Regions from separate parts of the Homo sapiens genome. Here region 1 is linked to region 2. Evidence: read pairs that join two places in POLR2A ChIA-PET (ENCODE). Cell type or tissue: Panc1. All regions are shown on one strand. Each heading gives the region's core, and the rest is flanking DNA. Links, peaks and the distances in the headings are about the cores only.

The links. ChIA-PET counts read pairs that join two places held together with the same protein. Peaks named below come from ENCODE experiments on the same cell type or tissue, not always from the same donor. Only the 100,000 strongest peaks of a DNase experiment are listed, where the experiment ranks them.
Region 1: POLR2A ChIA-PET joins it to region 2 with 12 read pairs; 3 of 35 experiments call an interaction of 5 or more read pairs at or near these places.

The regions. Positions count from the first base shown.
Region 1 is chr17:28,809,340-28,814,710 of GRCh38, forward strand. All of the region lies in intron 1 of FAM222B (family with sequence similarity 222 member B), which reads right to left. Among named protein-coding and RNA genes, the nearest start is that of FAM222B, 31 kb to the right of the region's middle. RefSeq lists enhancers at 1-343, 2,703-3,345 and a silencer at 2,871-3,160. In Panc1, for the core only: no CTCF peak of the experiment used is centred there; DNase peaks (open chromatin) are centred at 2,472, 2,821, 3,212, 3,562 and 2 weaker places; H3K4me3 peaks cover 3,327 bases; H3K27ac peaks cover 3,461 bases.
Region 2 is chr17:29,014,832-29,020,202 of GRCh38, forward strand. It overlaps LOC105371716 (a long non-coding RNA gene), which reads left to right. Exons shown (of 5, transcript XR_001752822.2): 4 at 20-839; 5 at 1,516-1,681. Among named protein-coding and RNA genes, the nearest start is that of SEZ6, 11 kb to the left of the region's middle. RefSeq lists enhancers at 4,480-5,120, 5,121-5,371. In Panc1, for the core only: no CTCF peak of the experiment used is centred there; no DNase peak of the experiment used is centred there; H3K27me3 peaks cover 1,248 bases.

The sequences.
Region 1 (5,371 bases), core at 226-5,225, 210 kb before region 2:
GAGACTCCGTCTCAAAAAAAAAAAAAAAAAGAGAGAGAGAGAGAAATGAAATAAGCAGGTTGGATAAAAACAGACTGCTAAAGAAAATTAAATCAACTGCTTTAACCTCAACCAGCACTATGCCCCCTCAACCTAAGAGATTATGGCTTTCTATAATTGTTTCCTTGCAGATGACCAAATTCCAGGATTTCCATGCCCCTTAAATGATATTTGAACATCAGTGCAAATACATTTATGATTAGTTCTATACATAGTCTTCTGTCTCCTGGGAAAATTCTTTCACGAACCCCTAATTATTGCACCATGCAAAACAGTGATCACACAAATCAGTCAAAAAAATAGAAATATCGGGCGTGGAGGGGTGCAGTGGCTCACACCTTAATCCCAACACTTTGGGAGGCCTCTGGGAGGGCTGCTTGAGGCCAGGAGTTTGAGACCAACCTGGGCAACAGAGCCAGACCCTATTCTCTACAAAACATAAAAATTAAAAAATAGTAATATAAAAAAGTGAGTGAAGTATAACTTTATAAAGCTGTACTTACTGCTCACCCATGGGTAGAGAACATAAAAACCACCCAGATATCAAATAGAAGGGCAAACTTGTTTTTTGACAGAAGCAAGTTGAAATTGTACAGCCTCCAACTGGTTTTTTTTTGTTTTTGTTTTTGTTTTTTTGAGACAGGGTCTCACTGTGTCACCCAGGTTGGAGTGCAGTGGTACAACCTTGGCTCACTGCAACCTCTGCCTCCCGGGTTCCAGCAATTCTCCCACCTCAGCCTCCCAAGCAGCTGGGACTACAGGAGTGCACCACCACGCCCAGCTAATTTTTTTATGTTTTGGTAGAGACGGGGTTTTCACCATGTTGGTCTTTAACTTCTGACTTCAAGTGATCCACCCACCTCAGCCTCCCAAAGTGCTGGGATTACAGGAGCAAGCCATTGCACCCCGCCTTCCAACTGGTTTTTTTGGTCACTTCCCCAGCTTCCTATACCTTAGATATCAAAGTGCACTTTGTTTTATATACTAGCTAACTCTGTTTTATATACTAGCTAACTTTGTTTTATATACTAGCTAACTTTGTTTTACATACTAGCTAACTCTGTTTTATATACTAGCTAACTTTGTTTTATATACTAGCTAACTTTGTTTTATATACTAGCTAACTTTGTTTTATATACTAGCTAACTCTGTTTTATATACTAGCTAACTGTAAAGGCTTCAATCAGTGATTTTTAACAGTTCACTCTCAGTAGCAAGTTAACTAGTCAACATCTGGGGGATCCCCTTTCCCTCCCAATTTAAATACAACTCATGGAGCCTTAAGGGACAAGTGAGTAATAAAAACCCAAAACCTGACACAGGATTACTGTGAATCTACTTTTTAGTAACATGTCTATTCTAAGGTATTTGAAATCTTCTTTTTAAAAAAGGTAAAGTAAGCTTCGTAATCCCTATTACTTTCCACAGCTGAAATGGTTTCCTATCCCATTATCCCTATTTTTTATAATACTTGCTTTCATCCCAAATTGCTCCTAATTGTCTAGAGATCTAATAAATCAATGCAAAGAAAAAAATCACTAATCTAGCCAAAAGTGTAAGACAGCTCCAGTGTATCAATTCTGTCTTCAAAAGTGGACCCCAGTTACAACAATCGTGGGAAACTGAACCTGTATTACATAAACTCTGAACCATTTTAATTAATATTTATCAAAGTGTTGCCAAAAAAAAAAATATTCATCCCTTTTGGTACTGTAGCTCTTTGCTAATCAACATTAAGATAAACCTGCTCCAAACACGTTTCGTTGAAAATGCCCATTTAGGCCAGGCGCGGTGGCTCACGCCTGTAATCCCAGCACTTTGGGAGGCCGAGGCGGGTGGATCACGAGGTCAGGATATCAAGACCATCCTGGCTAACACGGTGAAACCCGGTCACTACTAAAAATACAAAAAATTAGCCAGGTGTGGTGGCAGGCGCCTGTAATCCCAGCTACTCAGGAGGCTAAGACAGGGGAATCGCTTGAACCCTGGAGGCAGAGGTTGCAGTGAGCCGAGATCGCGCCACTGCACTCCAGCCTGGGCAACAGAGCGAGACTCGTCTCAAAAAACAAAAACAAAAACAAAAAAACCCCCACGAACTAAAATACATCTGGAGGTTTGTTTTTTTAAGTTTGGTTTTGGTTTTTGACGATAGAAACTACTCCCTCCGAGGGTCTGTGAATATAAGAAATATACCAACAGAGAAAAAGATAAGACTTTTAAGTTTCAGCAACAGCAAGGTAAGTTTGCCTGCTCTAGTCAGGTTTCTCCAACAGAGATGAGCTACTACACAAAGCCGGTGACAATGTACTCCAGGAAGAGACTTTAGCAGAGTTAATCACTAACAACTATCAGGATTTCCTTTAACCACCATTTGACTGGGGCTGCTCCCTCTTTCCACTAGCACCTCCTCTCCTTTCAGATTGTTATTGCTGATCAAGGCAGTCCCAAGGAGGAAAATGGTGAAGACAACCTTAATGGACACGCATGGAGTACAGTTCCAAATATCCACTCCTAGCTTGCCTTTTCTTTTTTTTAAATTACGGTTTACTGCATCAGATACCACACAAAAAAGGGCTCCTCTTTTCTTCTCTGTGCATTTTACTATGCGACCGATATCGACACATCAGTAAAAAGAGATAAGAGTCCTGAATCTCCTTACCCATCTGCAGGGGTGAGATGAAGGGAAGGAAAAAAAATGATGAAGGGTAGAAACAGATAATCAAAATAAACTGATGCGATCCAGAGACATTATTTCCCGTTCCATTTCCCCTTTTCTTACAAGGTTAAGTCGGCTGAAGTCGGGGTCGCGTTAGAAAAAGCACACACACACCTTGCGCCCTGGAAAGGTGAGGTTCGCTCCGCAGCGCTCCGTGGGGCTCCTGGCTCCGCCCCGCCCGCCTTGGGCAGCTGAGCCCAGCTCACCCCCGCCCCGGGAGGATGGAAGAGAGGGGGCTTCTAGCGGTCTAGGCAGGGGGAGGGGGAGGCGGCTGCTCCGGGTGCCAGGCTCACGGAGCGCAGGACTCCGCGGTGCGCCGACACCCCCTCCCCCAGCCGGCTGCCGCTTGCTCCCAGCCGCCGCCGGAAGCCAGCCCCGCCCCCTCACCTCCACCCTGGCTCTTCGCGAGCCCTCTCCTGTCTGCACAGCCAATGGCGAGCCAGGGAGCCAGCAGAGCGACTCGCCAAACAGCCAACTGGGGAGGCCCACAGGGAGGTCAGCCACCGGGATAGGCCCGCTACCCGCGGACCCGGCCCGACTCGGCTCCTCTTTGTTAGCGCTGCCCCCATCTCTCCCGGCCCCTACCCCAAAGCCAGGAGCCAAGCATCCCGTAGCTGGGCCAGGTGAAGCTGCGCCCCTTTGCACCCCTTCTCCCTCTGTCCCCTTGTCCCCTCCCACTTTCTGCCTGGGTACTAGGAGACCCCCCCCCACCCACGCGATACCTCCCAGAGTGCCTCAGACTTCAACAGCAATTGCCACCTGGAGACACTCGACAGTAAAAAGATGCTCCCCAAGCCTCTCTGCCTCTAGTCTAATCAACTGCACTGCACTGTAACAGTGGACGGATTTAGGATTGCATATTAAATCAACTGCACACATCAATCCTCCCTGTCGGAAACTCGTGCTTCCCGTGACGCAGAAATTAAGCGGGGGGGGGGGGGGGGGGGAGGGGGGGGCGTTGGAGGCATGTTGGGAAAGTATGTATCTAGAAGTTGGTGGGGTGGAGAAGGGAATACATGAAATCATCAGACACAAAAAAAAAAAAAACACACACATACAAAAAAAAAAAACACACATAGTTGGCTCCAACCTGTTTCAGATACAAAACATCCAATGTATTTAGCTGGATGTATCCAATCCAGTTAAATCCCAAGATAACAATTCCTTTAGCAGGTTTCAGTACAATTAGGAAGCAAACACCTAATCCTTGTTCAGTCATATACCTAATATTATGGGGAACATACTCTCAGCAACCAGACTGGAGGAGACTAAGACAACATGAAAAATAAATGCAATGTGTGATTCTGACCTGGATCCTTTTTGCTATAAAGTATATAACTGGTATAATAATAAGCAACAGTTGAAGAGGATCTGATAATTATATGGAAGTAATGTGTCAATGTTACTTTCCTGATTTTGACAGTTGTTTCTTTTTTTTTTGTTTTTTTTGGAGACGGAGTCTCGCTCTGTTGCCCAGGCTGGAGTGCAGTGGCGAGATCTTGGCTCACTGCAAGCTCCGCCTCCCAGGTTCATGCCATTCTCCTGCCTGAGCCTCCCAAGTAGCTGGAGTAGCTGGGACTACAGGTGGCCGCCATCACGCCCAGCTAATTTTTTTTTTTTTTTTGTATTTTTTAGTAGAGACGGGGTTTCACTGTGTTAGCCAGGACGGTCTCGATCTCCTGACGTCGTGATCCGCCCGCCTCGGCCTTCCAAAGTGCTGGTATTACAGGCGTCAGCCACCGCGCCCGGCATGGAATAGGACATTTTAAACACTGTGGTATATTTTCTGGGGTGTAGTGATAGAGCACTACATGGGGCTCATTTAAGAAAACTGGCCGGGCGCGGTGTGTCTCACCTGTAATCCCAGCACTTTGGGAGGCCAACGTGGGCAGATCACTTGAACCCAGGTGTTCGAGACCAGCCTGGTCAACATGGTGACCTGGTGAGAACCCCACCTCTACCACAAATTTTAGAGGTAGCTAGGCGTGGTAACTCGCACGGTAGTCCCAGCTACTTGGCAGAGTACAGTGAGCAGAGACCGTGCCACTGCACTCCAGCCTGAGTGAGAGTAAGACTCTAACTCCAAAAAAAAAAAAAGAAAAGAAAAAGAAAACGGGGGTCAGGAAAGGCAAGCTATTACCTAGAATGTCATTTTTATTCAGCGTTCTTGCAAGTGCATAACATTAAATATCTACATCACACTCTACAACACTGCTTAATCCCCCCGAACACTACTATAATTTAAAACAAAACAAAACTTTAAAATTAAGCAGTCTAGGCTACCTTGGAACTCAAAACATTTCATATATAACAACCTCAGTACTCCTGGAAGATGGAAAAGGAGCTGTATGACATGCCTGTTTTTATTTTATTTATTTTTGAGACGGAGTTTCGCTCTGTTTCCCAAGCTGGAGTGCAGTGGTGAGATGCTGTGGTGTAATCTTGACTCACTGCAACCTCCGCCTCCTAGGTTCAAGCAGTTCTGCCTCAGCCTCCCAAGTAGCTGAAATTACAGGTGCACACCACCACGCCTGGCTAACTTTTGTATTTTTACTCGAGACGGGGTTTCGCCATGGTGGCCAGGCTAGTCTCGAACTCCTGACCTCAAGTGATCTG
Region 2 (5,371 bases), core at 175-5,174:
TTCTGATGTTTCTCTTAAGGCTGGCCATGGGGGTCTCCACCAGCAGCTGAGGTGGAGAGAGAGGAGAGCTTTGTAGGAACAGAGAAAGGAATGTCACAAGGAAGGCAGCTGACCAGGCTTCCAGACAGACAGGGGAATCTTTTCATCATGGTCTCCTTCACTGCTTTCCAAATCTCATTTAACCTCCATGTTTCTTGCTGCAATTTCAGTTGGTGTCTTTAGGGGCAGGGGAGTCAATTGGTCACTGTTGGCTTCTTGCAGACTTGAACCCCAAGTCTGACCACATTTTTGCAAGACCCATCGGGAGAAGGATCCTCCCCTTTCTGAAAGAACAATATTCTGGAGGGGCTCTTCTTGACTGATGTTTAGTAGGCTCTTCTGCTGGATAATTATGCCTCAAACAACCCCAAGCAGCTACCGCATGAGGTCTTCACATCCATCTGCCTGCCTCCAGGAGCACTTTCTAAGCTATCTCCCAGAGATAGGGCTCACCCTTATTCCTGAGAGCCTCCGGTGAGGAGGGTGCCCTAGCTCCCATAGTAACCCCAGAATTAGTCTCCTTAAAGGCTGGGGATCATGGCTTGTTCAATAGTTTTTCTTCAGGTTCGGGCATATAGAAGGGGCTCAATAAATAGTCACAGAATCAATAACTATTACAAAAGCCCCATTGATGGAATGCTCGCTCCGTACCAAGGCTGAGAAGGGTGATCTGTCACCCAAAGTAGGACCCCTTTGTTGCTCCCTGAACCAACAACCCAGAAGAGCCTGCCAGTTTTGTAGTTTTGTTTTTCCTTTTCTTGCTATTTGGCCAGGAGCAGCAGTAGCAGCAGCTCCAAGAAGTAAGTATTATTATTATTATTATTATTATTATTATTATTTGAGACAGGATCTCACTCTGTTATCCAGGCTGGAGTATAGTGGCACAATCATGGCTCACTGTAGCCTCAACCTCCCCATGCTCAGGTGATCCTCCCATCTCAGCCTCCCAAGTAGCTGGGACTATAGGCATGCACCACCACACCCAGCTGATATTTGTATTTTTTTGTTGTTGTTGAGATGGAGTCTCGCTCTTTTGCCCAGGCCGGACTGCAGTGGCGCTGTCTCGGCTCACTGCAAGCTCTGCCTCCCGGGTTCATGCCATTCTCCTGCCTCAGCCTCCTGAGTAGCTGGGACTACAGGCGCCCGCCACCGCACCCTGCTAATTTTTTGTATTTTTAGTAGAGATGGGGTTTCACCATGTTAGCCAAGATGGTCTCGATCTCCTGACCTCGTGATTCGCCCGCCTCGGCCTCCCAAAGTGCTGGGATTATAGGTGTGAGCCACCGCGCCCGGCCTATATTTGTATTTTTTGTAGAGATGGGGTTTCACCATGTTGGCCAGGCAGAGGAGGAAGCTGAGTCAAGGAGGAGCAGTAACTTGTCCAGGCTAATAAGTGAATTAGATATTCTATGTCCATCCACTGTTGGTCATTAGGAAGTTCTTCTTAAGGTCTAACCTAAACCTTTTCTGTTTCAGCAGCACTGGCTCCTTCTTAGTCCCATGGAAGCACAGATCAACATCATTGCCCTTGCAAACTTCTCTCAGCTTAGGAGAGTCTACTCGCTCTTTGCACATTGTTGACATGAAATGAATATTAAACACCAAACCTCATAGAGGCCAGCCCTGCTGGGCGAGCAATGAACCAACCCTCCTCATGCCTGTTCATTATTATAATTAACATTGAGCCGAGGTTGGTGGTGACCTCGCCCTCGCCAGGTATTTGGGCTGTTTTAGCAGCTTATTCAGATCAGTGACAGACAGCTCTGAATAGATAAACTCCCCGCCATCCAGACGAATCAATTGCAACACTGCCGTCACAACAAGCCCAATAAATCAATCTGATTTCAGGCGACATGGTAACTCAGTGCTGGGCAAGCTGGTTTTAATTTCCGCGTGGCTGAGACCCAGCTTCCTCTACTCACTGGAGCACCCCTCTTTCCCAGCTGATGCTCTGTGCACACAGGTGCCCAGGGCCCTCAGAGGACTCAGGCCAAGGGGGCAGCTACAGGGAGGACAGGGTAACCAGGAAGCTATGTTACTTTGAGGAAGACTCTTGAACCCCCAGACCCAGAAGCAGCTGACTCAGATCCACTGCTGGGATCCTTGTTTTGCTGGCTTCAGCTTCGATTTTCCGCTGCCCTTTGCAAAAAACCAAGCCTGGAGGCCTCTCTGGGCTGCCTCCCAAATCAGGAAGCTGCAGAGGTAGGCTGCCTATCTCAGGCACCAGGACAACTGCCTTTTTGGTCTGGGAGATTGAGTTTGTCTGGCAGGGCAACAAAAAACTCATCAGGACAGATGTAGTCATGTATTGGGTGCCTACTTAATGCCCAGGCACCATGCTAAGCAGTTTATACACGTCATCTTCTTAACCTTTGTAACAGCCCAAAGAGATCAGTGGCAATGATCCACATTTTGCAGGGAAGGAAAACAAAGCTCAAAGAGGTTAAGTAACTTGTCCTGAGTCACACAGCTTGTAAGTGGTAGAGCGTGGATTTGAACTCATGTGTATTAGACTTCTGTGCCTAAGCTTCAGCCACCACAGTCTCCTAAAGATGACATCAGAGGTGCCCATACTCTCCCCCTGGCTAGATATTACCTGGTTAAGTAATTCCTACTTTAGAGAGGAGGAAGCAGATTCTGAGAGGAGAAGCCAGTGCATTTCCTCTAGGCTCCCAGGGAAGGGGAGCCTTTCTCATGAATTCTTACAATCAGCAATTGTTCCTTGAATTTTCATCTCAATGCTTCAGGTACTGAGTAGAGGATGTTGAGGAAAGAGAGGGTCAAGAGGCTGAGCTGGCCTCCTTCCCACACCCCAGCTCTGTCCCACCCCACTTGCACCCCATCACATTAATAGATCTAGATGGTGAGGTGAGGGGCTGGGACAGGCAGCAGTGTGTTAGGAGATGTGGCTTTGAAGTCAGCAGATCTGGGTCCAAATTCTAGCCCAACTACAACTTATTTGTTGAATACACCTGGGCAAGTCTATTAACCCCTTGGAACTTCCCTCATCCTGTCCATACCGTGGGGATAATATTACTCAAACCACAGGTTGTGCGGATTAAGAGGGAAAATTGCATGGGAAGTGCCTGGCATAAAGTGGGTCCTTAGTAGGCATTGGGTTCTTTCCCCCTCTTGTCCCTGCTCTTTCTGAAACCCCATGCCTTAGGTGCCCAGTTCTGAATGGCCGAGGTCAGGGCATTTCAAATATGTTTTAGCCAAGAAACTCTTTTGTTTTTTTGAGATGGAGTCTCGCTCTGTTGCCCAAGTTGGAGTGTAGTGGCGTGATCTCACTGCAACCTCCACCTCCCAAAGTCAAGCGATTCTCCTGCCTTAGCCTCCCGAGTAGCTGGGACTACAGGCGTGTGCCACCACGCCCGGCTCATTTTTGTATTTTTAGTAGAGATGGAGTTTCACTATGCTGGCCAGGCTGGTCTTGAACTCCTGACCTTGTGATCTGCCTGCCTCAGCCTCCCAAAGTGCTGGGATTACAGGCGTGAGCTACCGCGCCTGGCCAGCTAAGAAACTCTTTAATCAAAAGACACTTTATGAAGATGGCAAGGATACAAAATAGATAAAGGGGGAGTTGGTCAGATGGTGATAGGGGGCTGGGAGTTCTCCTGGCTTGAACCCCTCTCTCACCCTCAGCCCCAAAGCAGCCGCTCAAGTGCTTTCCTCAAGCCCTGGGCCAGCACATAAAGGGCTGCCTCACTCTTAGGTGTCTTAGGTCACGGGCTTCTCAGGAGCTCAGAAGTGATCACCTCTGGTGATTTCTGGCTCCAACACTATCTCTGAGCCACCAGCTACCTTGAACCTGTTCTGGATTCAGGGCATGACAATTTAGGTGCCAAATGGGCAAAGCTGCGTCTGGCCATAGGGAGGCTGTATCTGGCTGCTCCGGGTGGGAGGTGGGGTTGGGCGTCGCAGCTGGGAGAGCCATAGATCTGGGAAGGGGTGGGCAGATGACCCAGGATTGTGCAGGGGGTCTCTGTCCATCTTGGGCAGCAATGGACCTGTGGGCTTCCATGGGAAGTAGATGCCTGTTCACCAGGTCCAGCACTTAATATCCTCCCGAGGGAGGCAGGGACCACAGGAAGTGGAAGCGCAGTGGGGAGAGTGACATACAACACCATACAGTGAGCAAGTGACAGAAGTGAATTCAAACCTAGGCCTGTGGGCTCCAGAGGGCTGGGACTGCCGTTCATTCTCTCCTGTCCATACAGTGGCTGTCCTCTACCCCCAGCTCTCTGCAGAGAATTATCTATCAGCCCTTTCACCCACCAAACACAGAACATGAAGAGAGAAACTTAAATTGTAGCAGGAGGGAATGGGATTAGCTACTGGGAAGGACTTCCTGACTCATTAGCTTGTCTCTAGAATAGGTTATTAGAGAGGCAGTGTGCTCTCTCTCTTTGGAGGGATTTCACATGGGGCTTCAGTGCAGCTGGGCCCCTGTGGCTTCCACTTCCTGAAAGCTACTGAGAGACAAGCTGACCCCTGATGTGTATGGCTTTGTTTTTCGTAACGTTTATTTTTTGAATAGGTAATACCTGTACATGGTTCAAATAATAAGGGTATAAAAGGTTGTTCACTGAACTCTCCCTCCAGCCCCCGTCTCCAGCTTCCCCTCCCCAGAGGCAAGCAATGTTACCTGCTTCCTGTCTAGACCTATAAGAGCAAACACGGACACATACTCTTTCTTGAGTCCTGCTTTTAATACACAAGATGTAGCATCCCCTGCAAGCTCTTCTGTGCCTCGCTTTTGTCACCTGACAATATATCTTGGAGATTACTCCGAATCAGTACATAAAGAGCTGCCTCACTCTTAGGTGTCTTTTTATGGTCACGGACTTCTCAGGAGCTCAGAAATAATCACATCTGGTTTGATTAGCTTCACATTTCCATTTACAACGTCCCTGCCCAGAGAGGCAAGAAACCTCTCCAAGGTCACGCAGCAAGGACTAGGGACGCGCAGAGTTTCTCCCCCTCCTCCCGCCTCAGTTCCCAGCTCCTGTCCCCCGCCACCTCGAGGCTGAGCGCCGCCCAGGTGACCAGAAGGGAGAGGGGGAGGTCTCTAATTGAAATGCCCTCCGCGCTGCCCATTTGCGATCGGCACCTGGAGGGGCGCGCCGTGCACAATGAGGGCGGGGCCGTGGGGCTCCGGGTGCGGGCGGCGGCCGAGTGCCCACGTGGGTGCAGGCTAGGCCGGGCTGATTTCCCTGGAACCCCGCGCCGCGTGCTTCCCTGTAATGAGCTCCCAGGGCCCGAGGTGAGCTTCCTCGGCTGCTCACACGGCAGCCGCGTGGCAGCAAAGAACACGGGGACTTTTTTCTTC